2 separate regions of the Homo sapiens genome follow, and region 2 is linked to region 1. Evidence: read pairs that join two places in POLR2A ChIA-PET (ENCODE). Cell type or tissue: PC-9. All regions are shown on one strand. Each heading gives the region's core, and the rest is flanking DNA. Links, peaks and the distances in the headings are about the cores only. Region 1 overlaps RUNX1 (RUNX family transcription factor 1). Region 2 overlaps RUNX1 (RUNX family transcription factor 1).

Region 1 (2,913 bases), core at 258-2,757:
TGTGGACATGACACTGCGTTAGAAAGTAGTCTTGAACATAAAGATTATATAGCATGAAATGGCTTCAGAGAACTTACTGTCTGGTCAGGGAGGCAAAGCCTAAGCATGAGAAATATTCAGTCAACAAAATGAGAATCGAGTGGCCTATCATTAATACCACAGCAGTGGCAGACCAGGAAAGTAACTGCTTGCTGAGTGGGAAGCCATGATCTGAAGAGAGTTCGGAGAGGAAGATGGAAGTCATTTTATTCCAGGGCTGGGGAAAGACAGAGGAGAAGAAATGAATGAGGCAGCCAGGTGGCTCCAGGAGTGCTCAGAGGGCAGTGAGGAAGTCACTGAGGCTCGCCTGTGAACAGCAAAATTGAAGCCAGGTCTTTGAATGCTGCAGTGAGAAGGTTGAACTTAAACCTGCAGACCAGGGACTCCTAAACTTGGCAGTACATAAGAATCCTCAAAGCGTTTGTTAAAATGCAGGTTCCCGGCACCCACCCTGAGAAACCATGATGAGTGAGGCAGAGAGGCCCAAGAATCTGCATCTTAATAGCCCTGTAGTCCCAGCCATACTTTAAGAACCTTTCTGTAACAGGAAGTCTTTGACTGGTTTTGATGAAGTCTAAATGAAATCTTCAGGAAACTTCAGGCCTAAGCAAAACTGAGCAGAACCTATTTTTACAGCTGACAACTGGCACTGCCTCTGGAGGGACCTCTATGTTCTAGCTGCTGTCTGGAGATTTTATTCATATACCATGGATTTCTTAGTCTAGTCTCTCAGTTCTCAGATACTACTACTAATTAAACATGACTCAGAAACATGCATTTTTAAATGTAGGCCACAAGATCCTAAAGCCAGTCTGAGATAACATTGGATCTAGAATATTCAAATATGGGCTCCAAATTCTGTACCATTACACAAAACCATTCAACTTCTGAAAAATGTGGACACGTGTGAGTTCTACCTGCAAGATGCAAATGTTTCATTGATAGGAAAGAACCTGTGGTTGGGCTGGGGTTTGTGTGTGTGTGTTTATATTTATTTGCCACATCCCACCCTTCCTCCCCCATCTCTTGGCTCAGAACCTAACTTCAACTCTCCCGAATCCCCAAGGCCACTCCCAACTAGGATTTTTTAAATACCTTAACCATTTCAAACTTTCCTTCCCTTTGGAACCTAAAGGAATTTCATTTTCCATTTTCCATTAGCAAGGTGGCTCCAGTTAAACCAGGGCCTCAGGAATAAATACAGCTTGGTTTAAATATTTGCACATCTATTAGGTTTTACTCTAAAGCAGACTGTCCCGACGACGCCTTGCTATTCACAGTGTGGTCTTTGGACTGGCAGCATCACTACCACCTGGGAACTTGTTAGAAGTGCAGAATCTGAGGCCTCAGCCCAGACCTGCTGAATCATCGTCCCCATTTGCTCAAGAGCCCCGTGATTGGCCTGATTTTCATGCACATAAAAGTTTAAGGAGCCCTGCCTAAATCTCCCGCCTCCAAGCTGTCCCCGAAATGTTGGCCTCTCTGCCTCTGGACGCTTGCAGAGATGGGGTAGTGGAATCAGTTTCATGTGGGGGTAGGGTGCGGGCTTCACCCCCTCCCTTCGCCCCCTGCCCCTCCACCCTGCCCTTCTTGATGCTCTCCCAGCGGCTGCACCTGCAGAGTTTTCACTTCTCTGGGAAGCCTCTTGACACAGACCCCGTCCTTGCCTCTAGGGTGGGGCCGCTCTACTTCTTTTCTTTCAAAGAGCCTGGGATGCTGACAGCCTCAGATGGAGGCATCCTGTTTGTCGAAAAATAAACCGGCAGTTAAAGCAGGGTTGCGAGAGCGAGAAAACCACAGGCCTGCGCGCCGCTGATAACGCGCGGGCAGGCAGCTTTTGCAGAAGTTCCGTCGCTGCGGCGCGCTGCGCACCAGAGCTGCGCCACCGCCTCCCTTCCTGTCTGGGCCGCTCGCGTCCCCGCCGTTTCTGGCTGTTGCTTTCTGCGTCGCTCTTTCAGTTACTTCGCCCATTGCTTTTTCTAAAGGATCCCCTTGCTGCTCCGCCATGAGGGATGGATCCACCAACAAGTCCCCGGGCGGATGCGCGCAGATCCTGGACCCATAGGAGGCCAAAATTTACGAGCTGTCATGAAAATGACACCGTTTAAGAGAAGCTGAAGTTGCTTTCTCTTCTGCAGTATGTAATGCTTTGACCTGGTTAAAATAAATAAATAAATAACAATTTAAAAAGAAAGAAAGAAATACAGAAAGACTACATCCTCATGAGGCCTGTAATGCCAAAATGAAAAGGGACCCCAAAGTGCAATATCCAGATTGCTTTTCTTCTTGGAGAGAGTTGACCTGGCCTGATTCTATGCGGTGAATAACTAATTATCAATCTTCCCCTTTTGAGGGGTATTAAAGCCTCTTTCCCCATTTGCCTGTTATCAGATAAGCTAGGCAGATGAGAAGTCAGTGGGTAACCACAGGTATAACCACGATATTCACTGGAAACCAAAAGATTTGACCCCCCGAGGTAAAGAATGTACTTGAAAATAAACCTGAAAATAGTTTTACAGGAGCTGAAAAACTCAGTGTTCCCGAATCAGTAATACGAACTTCTCTGAGCATTAAAAAGTACAAGCACTCCTAAAAAGGACATCTTGAGTCACAGAAGATGATGCCTGTTGGGGTTGATTGAGTCCCTTTGGAAGAGACCCCTGTGCCACGGTGCACCAGAAAGTCTCCATCATTGTTGGGGCCTCTGCAGTTGTTCCAGCTACCCAGTGCTTTTTTATTATTCTTCTTGTCCGAAAACATAGAGTAGAAACAGTCCATACTCATTCCTTAATCTTCCTGTGTTCATAACGAGCAAGCACCCTAGATGAGTAAGAATCTACCTTATTTTTAAGAATTAGCAGAGAACCATATGAG
Region 2 (2,913 bases), core at 166-2,665, 71 kb after region 1:
TTATCTCACAGGAGGTAAATAATTGTAATTCTTCTGAGTGCCCCCAAATTTGTCTGTCTTTCAAAAAAGATGAACTAGAAGGAGTTATTATTTTACCGCCATCCTTTACAAGGATGCATTTGTTGGGAGACTTGTACAAACAAACCACTGGCAAGAGAAATTCCCATTGGTGGCCTGACGGGCAAAAGGGTTGGCTACTGGGACAGACATCCTGCCCCATACCCCTCAGATGAAGCCATAGAGTAAACTGCCTACACTACATGTGCCGATAGCCGGACATGACATCAGCCTCGGGATTCCAGATGACCCTGAAAAGGCTAAAGATTTCCAAGACAAGAACACTTCAGTTTATAAACACAATCAAATGGCCAGAGGAGGTGTGTGCCTCATTCCGGGATCCTTGCAAAAGCTCAATGATTATGATGTGTGAATATCATCATGATGTGTGTCTAGAATGTACGAATATCTGAACGGCCCAGAGGTCTTCAGTCTATCACCCTGTTATCCTCGGATAATAGAGAAAGGATGAGGGAAAAGCCCAGGCCAAACTCCAAGTGGGACATTTTTTTCATGGCACCCAGGTGGCACTGGAGAGGTACACAGGCACCCCTTGCCCAGAATTCCAGGAGTACTTAATAAGGTAGTCTCTCAGGGGGCCACCTCGTTAGCTCAAGGAAGCATTTACCTTCCAAAGACAAATGAGTTCCTGGCTTGCCCCAGGTAAGGGCACTGTGTGTTGAACTTTTCACATTTCACGAGCCATCCTGGCTCCTGGCTTCCTGTCACAAACATTTATATTTCCTGCTCATTCGCCCCTAGTGTTCCAGGGAGTAGTGAGGTTTTATAATTGATAATTATCACATTTAGTGCCCCATAACGCTTTTCATCTTCAAAGCAGTTGGCAAATATTACCTAACACACCCACGATGTCGGCCAAGTCAGAGTTTCTCTCCCTATTTGGCAGAGAGGAGACAGCCTGGCCATGCGTCAGGTGAGCATCAGGTCACAAAGCTCAGAGGCTTCGTGGCCAGCTTCTTTCTTGTGTCACCTTTCCCTGGCATCAGATCCACTCCTTCCAAAAAGAACAATGTGGGTGCCTGTCCTAGGGGCACAGGCTGTGCTCTGTAACCCGTGGCCCTGCCACGTGGAAATCATCAGGTTATTTTTAAGCTCATTCTTTGCAGCAAGCCTGGTGGGTAAATTCAAGACTGAGGAACAAGAGTTAGTTTACCTCACAAATGGAAGTAATTTTGTAAGCTTTGAGGACTGAGATCTATGATGTAGTGGTATGCCCTGCATATCACTGTATATATGGGAGAGAAAAAGAGGAAGAGGAGGAGAACGAGCAGGATGGGGCAAATGGGCTCAAATGTTCTAGCAATTCAGATCAACTTTGCTCAGTAACCAGGGGCCTTAGAGCCACAGCCCATGAGTGAGCTAGTCACCCATTCATGCCCAAGAGCACAAAAACACAAAGTGGTATCTAGGGCGTGACATCAAAACAGCATTCATCAGGCCATTTGGTGACAAACAAGACTGGCCAAGAATGTGGCACTGTGTAAACAAAATGGCCCAGTCACTGTGTTTTTTATTTCAGTGGTTGTATCTCTATGGAGCTGCAGACATAAAAGTGGCCTTTCGAAGACCCAAGGAGCTTGAAATTTCACAGTAACAACTTCAACAAAAAAATGACTGTGTTCTGTCTACTTATATCCTTGTTCTGTATGTTCACAATTCTCTACCAGTTCATCTTTCAAATGAGAGACTTTTTTGAGTGAATTTTCAGGTAAATTCTGCCAACCAAAACTATTGTAACCAGAAAATGTATCTTCTTTCTGCTTGGGCTATGGCAAAATTCACAATGAATCTTCACACAGTTAAAGCTGGGCATGACGCTGTCTGCCTTAGTCACTGGAAATCCATCTCACTCCACCTGTGTTGCAGCTCATTTTAGGGTTTAAGGTTTGTGCCAAAACCCACATCTCCACCATCTCTCCCTTAAACAGAAAAAACAAAAACACATCTTTTGCTGAATTTTATTTCAGAAACAGGCAGGATTTACTACAAATGTGCTGTTTTGTTTTGGCTATTAGCTGAATTTATTTTTATACTTTTGCTTGCATATGCATGAGGAAAAAAAAGATGTTAGTTGAACTAAAAGAAATTTGAGCCAAACTCCTCTTGACAGTTAACCTGGTTGAAGTGCAGTTGACTTCTTGCCTATTCCGGAAAAGCAACCAAATGTTCCCAGTAGCTCCTTAATGCAATTACTTGATTAGAGAAAGGCATTTCATTTCCTAACCACTACAGGAATAAGCAATATAGCTGTCAATAATTTTTCAACAGAGCTTCAGGCATGGTGGTCACCATTCAACCACAATTTTATATGCTCATTAACGCATTTCCATCAATGCTTAAAAATTCACCTTCGGAAAGCCTGGGAGTCTTAAGGGATTTTGCTGTTAGGACAGCAACCTTCTCCTTCATCTGTTTTCAGGTTGTTATTCTGTTGCTGAATACTCAACACATCAATGATTTGCCTCAGTCTTCCGTTTAAGTCAAATCGGGTTACATTCAGTGTGCCTGCCCTCTTGGCTCCCTTTGAGTTCAGAGTTATAATCCTGAGAAAGAGTAATGCCATCTCCCTTTTTCCCCTTCATGGACTTGCCTAGCTTTTCTGACCAAGTTATTCTACACCACAGTGTGCTCTAATGATAAAAATAATTGCTTCCATATATGGAGCACTTACCATGGGCCAGATATAGTCCTAAAGTCTTTGTTCGTATTGTCTCATGCAATCCTCACAACTGCTTAGAACAATCATCCTCCAACTTTAGTAAGTGTAAGAGTCCCCTGGATAACTTTAAAAAAAAAAAATAGACTTCCTCCCACCCACAAAGATCTGGATTCGGT

Evidence for each region. Peaks named below come from ENCODE experiments on the same cell type or tissue, not always from the same donor. Only the 100,000 strongest peaks of a DNase experiment are listed, where the experiment ranks them.
Region 2: POLR2A ChIA-PET joins it to region 1 with 8 read pairs; 5 of 35 experiments call an interaction of 5 or more read pairs at or near these places.

The regions. Positions count from the first base shown.
Region 1 is chr21:35,025,837-35,028,749 of GRCh38, reverse strand. All of the region lies in intron 2 of RUNX1 (RUNX family transcription factor 1), which reads left to right. Among named protein-coding and RNA genes, the nearest start is that of RUNX1-IT1, 12 kb to the left of the region's middle. RefSeq lists a cis regulatory region at 1,842-1,859 and enhancers at 1,778-1,922, 1,576-2,078. In PC-9, for the core only: no CTCF peak of the experiment used is centred there; no DNase peak of the experiment used is centred there.
Region 2 is chr21:34,955,197-34,958,109 of GRCh38, reverse strand. All of the region lies in intron 2 of RUNX1 (RUNX family transcription factor 1), which reads left to right. Among named protein-coding and RNA genes, the nearest start is that of RUNX1-IT1, 83 kb to the left of the region's middle. In PC-9, for the core only: no CTCF peak of the experiment used is centred there; a DNase peak (open chromatin) is centred at 1,519; H3K27ac peaks cover 415 bases.